Regions from separate parts of the Homo sapiens genome. Here region 2 is linked to region 1. The links are chromatin loops, found by intact Hi-C in ENCODE. Cell type or tissue: HepG2. All regions are shown on one strand. Each heading gives the region's core, and the rest is flanking DNA. Links, peaks and the distances in the headings are about the cores only.

The links. Peaks named below come from ENCODE experiments on the same cell type or tissue, not always from the same donor. Only the 100,000 strongest peaks of a DNase experiment are listed, where the experiment ranks them.
Region 2: it touches region 1 in a loop (20-fold over the local background); 1 of 110 quality-filtered maps calls a loop at or near these places.

What each region holds. Positions count from the first base shown.
Region 1 is chr3:15,604,224-15,608,617 of GRCh38, reverse strand. All of the region lies in intron 1 of BTD (biotinidase), which reads right to left. Among named protein-coding and RNA genes, the nearest start is that of BTD, 4.7 kb to the right of the region's middle. In HepG2, for the core only: no CTCF peak of the experiment used is centred there; a DNase peak (open chromatin) is centred at 1,907; H3K4me3 peaks cover 490 bases.
Region 2 is chr3:14,700,809-14,705,202 of GRCh38, reverse strand. It overlaps C3orf20 (chromosome 3 open reading frame 20), which reads right to left. Exons shown (of 17, transcript NM_032137.5): 6 at 1,941-2,073; 7 at 585-866. Among named protein-coding and RNA genes, the nearest start is that of C3orf20, 28 kb to the right of the region's middle. In HepG2, for the core only: no CTCF peak of the experiment used is centred there; no DNase peak of the experiment used is centred there.

The DNA.
Region 1 (4,394 bases), core at 138-4,137:
ATTTTTGTATTTTTAGTAGAGACGGGGTTTCACCATGTTGGCCAGGATGGTGTCAATCTACTGACCTCGTGATCCGCCTGCCTTGGCCTCCCAAAGTGTTGGGATTACAGGTGTGAGCCACCGCACTGACCTATATTTTGATTTCTAAGCCATTTGAGATAAATCTCTTACATCCTCATAGCACAACATACAGTTGTCACTATTTCCTGGTGCATTTTACACAAGTAAACGTCCTCGTCAGTGATGTAATGACTGCTGCTGTCAAACTATCTCAAATGTTCTTAAAAAAACACAAAAAACAAAAAAACCCAAAACCCATAATGGATGAACACAAAGCTAAAACAAGGGAACAACATTCCTTCTGTTTTCTTCCCACAGCACTCCCTTCTCCAGTTCCAGGTCTCCCTGGCATTAAAATGTAGAGTAAAGGCACAGGGCTTGCCAGCCCAAGCCAAAGGCAGGAATCCAAGCTTTCTCTAGGTCACAGGGTACCTGGGAAAACTCCCAGTGTCTGTCAGCTGGCATCAGGCACTGGGAGTTTTTATTATCAAGCTTTTTTATTAATGAGTTATTACTGATATCAATCCTCAGCTCAATAATAAAGTTGCTTTTCACTGGGTTTGTTTCAAGCCTGTTGCTGAGCTTTGGTACTCTGAAGTCCACAGATTTAATGAGAAGCAAAGAAAATCAATTTAACCCACTTTATTCAAAGAACCTTTTCATTACATTATTTTACTTCCTATGTTGACATATTTCCTACAACACATTTCCGGCTGTACAGTTTTTGCATTGCTATAAAAAATAGTGTTCTACATAGACTCCTTTTTTTGTTGTTTCCGCCTTTTTATTTTTAAGATATTCAGTATCAGTTTTATCTTATGTCAGGCAATTTCATTTTTAGCTTCTATAATGTATCACAAATGACCTTGATTCATTTCCTCATTTGATAAGTAAACATTTCACATTTTGATAATACATTTGTGAGAATACTTAATCACAAGTTCAGCTAGTGTTATGCTTTAAAATAATCACAAGGATTTTTAGTGTCCTTGTTAGTATACGGAAATTAAAATGCACTATCCCAATTTGGGGGCTTTAAGAGTTACTGCCTGTAGAAGCTGCAGTCTTTAGAGAATAAATTGTCTCCAGGCACTATATTTGCAATTCTTACTAAATTACCTGGTTGCCTGGATATCTCCCTGGCCCAGAGAGAAGAAAACCACCAATTTGCTCTTTTTCATAATCTCAAATCCAGAACCTACAAATAGAGTAATTGGTATGCAGATTCTTTGATGACTAGCTCTGCTCTTTGGAGAGCATGTTATGAGTATTTTAGCCTTTTCTTTTAAAAAGGTTAGATTTATTCATCCTTTGACTTCCTCCCACCAATCAGTAAATAAGCAAAAACAAGTAACATTTCAGTAAAATATCCAACAAATAAAATTTTATACCTATTGCCAATGAAAGTAATAAAGAATGTGGATAGTCCTTACGGAGTATGCACAGAGGGCCTCTGAGAAATTACAAAAGAATCCTGGAATCCTGTCAGGGGTATCCAATCTTTTGGCTTCCCTGGGCCACACTGGAAAAAGAAGAATTGTCTTGGGCCATACATAAAATACACTAACACAAATGATAGCTGATGAGCTAAAAAAAAAAAAAAAAACCAAAAACAACAACAAAAAAAAGGGTCGGTGCATAAATCTCATAATGTTTTAAGAAAGTTTATGAATTTGTGTTGGGCCGCATTCAAAGCCATCCTGGGCCAAGGGTTGGACAAGCTGGCTGTAATTACAATTGGATTGCAAAGGACTTGCTCCTTGGCCCTGTTAATCCAGTGAGCCAGAACTCAAATCATTTCTTTCTGCTGAATCATCAAGCCCAAGTTAACAATTGAACACTGCATCCTGAACTGAAAGGTGCAAAGGTGAAAGCAAGTTTAAACAATCCCAATGATTTTTCTCTTTGTTAAATGGCAGAAAACAACCAGTTGAGTATTTATCCTTTTGCAAAACCAGTTAACTGAATTCCAGTTATTTGTTCCAATTCAGAGTTCAGTTTTCATTGCACTTCATACTGAGTGGTTCTGTCACTGTTTCTTTTGACACAGAAGTAGGCCCAGTGAACTGACTACCATCGATACAGCTTGTTCTGTCAATGTCAAATCAGTCTTGAACCTGTCAATCCAAATTAATCAACAGTATTACTTTGGTGACAGGCAATCATATGTTTAATTAGTAACTCATGCTTCTGGCATGAAAACAGAGCTAGGGTTCTCAACTCTGGGCTGCAAAGCAAAATCAGGTAGCAGCTTTTAAAAAATACAGGTGCCTGACTTGTCCTAAGATGCTGATTCAGGAGATCTGGGGTAGGGCCCAAGTAACTATTTGGAAAAAGCTTTCCAAGTGACTCTAATGCAACAGGGGCAGAGACTGTCACAAAAGGTACTGATATAAATAATACATGATGGAAGGGGAAGTCTGTACTTCTTCAACAAGGACAGGAGGCATTGTGTCAAGGACTACTCAAAGTGCAAAGATGATTTCACATCTTTTTTTTTTTTTTTTTTTTTTTTGAGACAGGGTCTCGCTCTGTCACCCAGGCTAGAGTACAGTGGTGCAATCTTGGTTTACTGCAACATCTACCTCCCTGGCTCACACGATTCTCCCACCTCAGTCTCCCGAATAGCTGGGATTACAGGCATGTGCCACCACACCTGGATAATTTTTGTATTTTAGCAGAGATGGGGTTTCACCACATTGGCCAGGCTGGCCTCGAACTCCTGACCTCAGATGATCTGCCCACCTCGGCCTCCCAAAGTGCTGGGATTACAGGCATGAGCCATTGTGCCCAGCCCGTTTCACATCTTTCTGGAATGTCAATTTTACTTGACAGGTAAGCAGTTTAAAATGTCATTTTTATTTTGGGTGGTGATTTCATAGATATATATATATATAACTGTCAAAACTCATCTAACATTTAAAATCTGGACATTGAATTGTATCTTTATTATATCTCAATAAATGTCATTTTAAAATTAAAATATGGATACATTCTAGAGTATAATACAAAATCTGCATTTTCTTTTTAGATACACTCTGAGACTTGAAAGAAGTCACCCTCTGAGATGGGTCCCTGATATGGTTTGGTTATGTCCCCACTCAAATCTCATCTTGAATTATAGCTCCCATAATCCCTACATATCATGAGCGGTACCTGGTGGGAGGTAACTGAATCATTGGGGAGGGTTTTTCCCATGCTGTTCTTGTGATAGCAAATAAGTCTCAAGCTGTGATGGTTTTATAAATGGGAGTTTCCCTGCACACACTCTCTTGCCTGTCGCCATGTAAGACGTGCCTTTGCTCCTCCTTCATCTTCCACCATGATTGTGACGTCTCTCCAGCCATGTGGAACTGTGAATCTATTAAACCTCTTTTTCTTTATAAATTACCCAGTTTTGAGTATTTCTTCATAGCAGTATGAAAAGGGACTAACACAGAAAATTGGTAATGCAGAGAGTGGGGCACTACTGTAAAGACAGCCGAAACTGTGGAAATAACTTTGGAACTGGGTAACTGGCAGAAGTTGGAACAGTTTGGAGGGCTCAGAAGAAGATAGGAAAATGTGGGAAAGTCTGGAACTTCCTAGAGACTTGGAGGGCTCAGAAGACAGGAAAATGTGGGAAAGTTTGGAACCTCCTAGAGACTTATTGAATGGCTTTGACCAAAATGCTGATAGTGATATGGACAATAAAATTCAGGCTGAAGTGGTTTCTGATGGAGATGAGGAACTTATTCAGAGTTGGAGTAAAGGTCACTCTTGCTATGCAAAGAGACTAGTGGCATTTTGCCCCTGTCCTAGAGATCTGTGGAACTTTGAACTTGAGAGAGATGATTTAGGGTATCTGGCAGAAGAAATTTCTAAATGGCAAAGTGTTCCAGAGGAAGCAGAGCATACAAATTTGAAAAATCTGCAGACTGACGATGCAGTAGAAAATAAAAACCCATTTTCTAGGGAGAAATTCAAGCTGGCAGCAGAAATTTGCATAGGTAATAAGAAGCTAACTATTAATCACCAAGACAATGGGGAAAATGTCTCCAGGGCATGTCAGAGACCTTCACAACAGGCCCTCCCATCACAGGCCCAGAAACCTAGGAGGAAAAATGGTTTCATGGGTCAGGTCCAGGGTCCCCCTGCTGTTTGCAGCCTAGGGACTTGGTGTCCTGCATCCCAGCCATGCCAGCCATGGCTAAAAAGGGCCAATGTACAGCTCAGGCCTGGCTTCAGACAGTGCAAGCCTGAAGCCTTGGCAGCTTCCACATGGTGTTGAGCCTGCAGGTGCACAGAAGTCAAAAATTGAGGTTTGGGAACCTCTGCCTAGATTTCAGAGGATG
Region 2 (4,394 bases), core at 264-4,263, 900 kb after region 1:
GTCTCCTTTTGTTGCTCCCACATCCAAGGTTGGGACACAACTAGCACTATGCTCATGAGCCCAGTCAGATCTCAGCTGCAGAGCAGTCAGGGCCCAGGAGATAGCGCATTTGGGGTGAGGTCTCAGGCTCCAAGGATGTTGATAGGTGAAGTATCCAAGGACCACAGAGCTTAACCACTGAGCCAGGGAGAGAAGGATGAAGGTTCCCAATTGTTTAAGGCCTCCTAATTCTCTCCTCTCCACTAGACATGATTTGTTTTGTGTCTTTAACCACGTCTCAACTGAGAGGTTCTCAAAGGCAGGGACTTTGTCTGCATTCCCAGCCTGCACTGACAAGCTTCTCACAGGTAGCTGGGGTGTGGTATGTTCCTGTTGATCTGAACTGAACGTGAGGCTTGAAACTTATTACCTCCTCCTCTGACCTCCTGAGTCTGATCTAGACAAGCTCTTAATACCCAGGAGACCCATCACCAGGCTTCTCTGATAACTAAAAGGCCCAAGGAAACATTTAGGCTGTATCAAGTCCTGGACTTCTCTGGGGTTGAGTAGCTGGGGAGATAGGGTGGTACCAAATAAAAGGATACTAAACGAAGGAGGAGCCATCATAGAAGGTGTAATGAAACTTGAAGGCCTTCTTGGGTGCCTTCCCCTCTTGACAATGCTGACTGAAATGATGGTTGGCAGAAGATGGGTGAGAGGTGGGGCTGAGAGTCTGAGCACCTGCAGTGGGAGGGTAATGTAAACCCGGGGTCTGAGAGTCTCCTTTGCGGGCCAACATTAGATGAGAGGGCATCTTTGCCTTGTAGTTTCGTAAGATCATGGGGTAGGAGATATTCCTCCCTTTCCATGTGGCCCTTTCAGCTTCTCTGCAGAGAAGGAGAGCAATATATTGTCTAGCCTTTTGGTTCTCAAGCACCAGGGATGCTCTCTACAGCCCCTCCTTAGTGCCCAAGACCCCTATCCCATTCCCCTGTCCCCAAAGTACACATCCCCAACCCATGCTCCCTCGTCCATAAAGGTAATTTTTGGGAAGAACTGGGAAGTTCCCAATGCCCGTCTAAGAATAGCCCTTGCCTGATTTCCACCTGAGCCTGAGGGTGAGGACCTATGGAGTAGGAGTGTGTGTGGAAGTTGGGGGGTGGGTCCTGGGGGTTTGAAGACCTTGCTCACCCCAGTCCTGAGGTTGTGGGGAAGAGAGCTTCCTTCCAGAGTGTCACAGTGAGGAGGCAAACAGTGGCTGCCCTCTCCCCATGTTCTGGCCCAGCAACCCCCGGAGACGTATATGACCAAGCTATTAGATGTGAACAGGTGCTTAAGTCCTTTACACCCAGTGGCCTGGGCCCTCAGAGAAATGTTGAGTAAATTGCTAGGGCTTGTGGGATGGCCCCACAGAATGATAAAAACCACTAATCACCCATGTCAAGGGTCTTTTTGGTTTGTTTTGAGAGGTTTTTGTCTGTCTGGTAGAACATCTAGCAAATTAAGTTAAGAAACAAACAGTGCACAAAAGCCCTAAATGTAAGGAGCCATGCAAAGGGGCATCCCTGGCAAGGTGCTGCAGAGGCAGAAAGCATTGCTGGGCAGGGGCAGGAGGCAAGCCACTGGAGCTGTGTGAGCTCAGGCAATTTCTTACTCACATACCTGCTTAGGCTGCCTCAGTTTCCCCATCCACAAAATGGGCATCAATCCTGTCTTCCTTGCATGGTTGCAGTGATATTGTAGGGAGGGTGGTGAGCAGGGAAGGACACGGGTGTGTGTGTGCCTGTGAGGGATGCTGCACCTGTGGCTGTCGTGGGGAGTACCACATAACCCACGCTCCCAGGTGGCATGTCTCACACACTTCTGTGACTGTCCACTCACATATACACAGGGACTCCCAGCTGGGGGCCAGGCTTTCTGAGAACCCTTGACTCCCCCGACCCAAGCACTGAGGTGCTCACATGTGGCGACACAACTCCTGCAGCTTCTCCCGGGCCTCAGGGCAGGGGTCGCTGAACTCCAGGCTGTTGGCAGGGGTTCCCACTCCTCGATGCAGGGGCGGCATGCTGACATCTTCTGTAGTTCTAGATTTGCCTGTAGTTGGAGGGCAAGAAGTTAGAGAGATGCCCAAGACCATGGGAACCCACCTTTTGCATCAGTGTCACCTGGATGTGAGACCTGGAGTCAAAGGAGATCATTTTGGAGCTTTAAAATTTGTCCCGCTGGATTTTAGACTTGCATGGGCCCTGTAACCCCTTTGTTTTGGCCATTTTTTCCCATTTGGAATGGCAGTATTTACTCAATACCTGTACCCCCACTGTATCTAGGAAGTAACTAGCTTGCTTTTGATTTTACAGGCTCACAGGTGGAAGGAACTTGCCTTGTCTCAGATGAGACTTTGGACTGTTGGGTTAATGGTGAAATGAGTTAAGACTTTGGGGGACTGTTGGGAACGCATGATTGCTTTTGAAATGTGAGGACATGGTCAGGCATGGTGGCTCGTGCCTGTAATCCTAGCACTTTGGGAGGCCAAGGCAAGCAGATCACCTGAGGTCAGGAGTTCGAGACAAGCCTGGCCAACATGGTGAAACCCCGTCTCTACAAAAAATACAAAAATTAACTGGGCGTGCTGGTGTGCACCTGTAGTTCCAGCTACTCAGGAGGCTGAGGCAGTAGAATCTCCTGAACCCGGGAGGTGGAGGTTGCAGTGAACTGAAATCACACCACTGCACTCCAGCCTGGGTGACAGAGTGAGACTCCAACTCAAAAAAAAAAAAAAAAAAGATATGTGAGGACATGAGATTTGGAGGAGCCAGGGGCAGAATGATATGGTTTGGCTGTGTCCCTACCCAAATCTTAACTTGAATTGCACCTCCCAGAATTCCCATTTGTTGTGGGAGGGACCCAGGGGGAGGTAATTGAATCATGGGGCCGGTCTTTCCCGTGCTATTCTCGTGATAGTGAATAAGTTTCATGAGATCTGATGGGTTCATCAGGCATTTCTGCTTTTGCTTCTTCCTCATTTTCTCTTGCTGCCATGAAAGGAGTGCCTTTCGCCTCCTGCCATGATTCTGGGGCCTCCTCAGCTATGTCGAACTGAAGTCCAGTTAAACCTCTTTTTCTTCCCAGTCTTGGATGTGTCTTTATCAGCAGTGTGAAAACTAATACAGGAGGGGTTTCAGAAAATGGTTTTTCAAGACATTGTGTTTACCAGGGGACACGGGGCCAAGAAGAGCAGGAGAGCAGCATCCTTTAAATGTCAGAATATTGGGGGTATCATTGATGCTCACCAGGAATTGTTGACTGGTCATTTATCAAACAGAGATGTTACTCATACTGCGAGTCATCTGTGATGGATGTGTCAGGGACTGACTTGTGCAAAGTGATGAGACTGGCCATGTCTCCCCGGGTTCCAGGAAAAGAGAGCATTTCCAGGGCTGGACGGCCCTCACTGAATTGGACCCTTTTGATTCACCTGATTAAAGACACAAAGTCTCTATTTCTTCTCAATCAGCTTGAAAACTTCTCTGATGATGGCTAATCTTGGGTCTTCTCGAGGGAGCCCAAGTGCCATAGGCACAGATCACTGTCATCTGAGTCTCTGCAGACCGGATGACAATGATCTGCATGACCTGGATGACAACGATCTGTGCCTGTGATACTAATTTTCACAGCTGTCCTCCATGATAGGTGTCAGGTGGTATGAGGATGTGGTCATGTGGAGTCGTGGCAGTGATATCCCACCCTAGGTTCCAGGGGCATCTATTTAGTCATTTGTGTCAGGTCCTACCTACAATGAACCTCTGACTCCCACCCAGCTGCAGCCTCGAAGTATGCAGGCTTAACTTCACCTTGGATTTGAGGATGAAACCTGGCTTTGGGTGGGGGCATTTCTCAGGCTCTAACTGAAACCCTGAGGGCCTCAGAATGGAGCCCTCCTTGCTGCTGGTGAAGCCTGGGGGTTTCTGGCCAGTGCTTGGGAACCATCTCTGGTATCTGCCACCCTGAGTGGTTCCTGGTCACTTCCCCCACTTCTCCTGCCAACAGGGACCAGAGACTGAACCCTGAACTCAAGCCTAGGGCCTGAGGTCCAGCGACCTGCTAGCAGGCCACCTGGAGCATCTGCTGGATTGAGCCTCCATGTCTGGCCTGCCCCAGGTGCCTTGGGCTCCCCAAAGGTGACGGTCTCTTGCTCTGACTAGGAACTGCTATTAACAGTTCTCTTCTTGTAACATTGGACACCTTCCAGAAATAGCTGCCGTCCCCTCAGGGAGTAAGCCCAACTCCTGGAACTGATGCTGAAAGTCAGCCTGGCCCCAGAACTGTCAGCAGGTGAGGTGGAATAGCATGTGGACATGGAATGGATGGTGGAGGCCCCGACACCCAAAGTGACTTCAAACCAGAATGGCTATAGC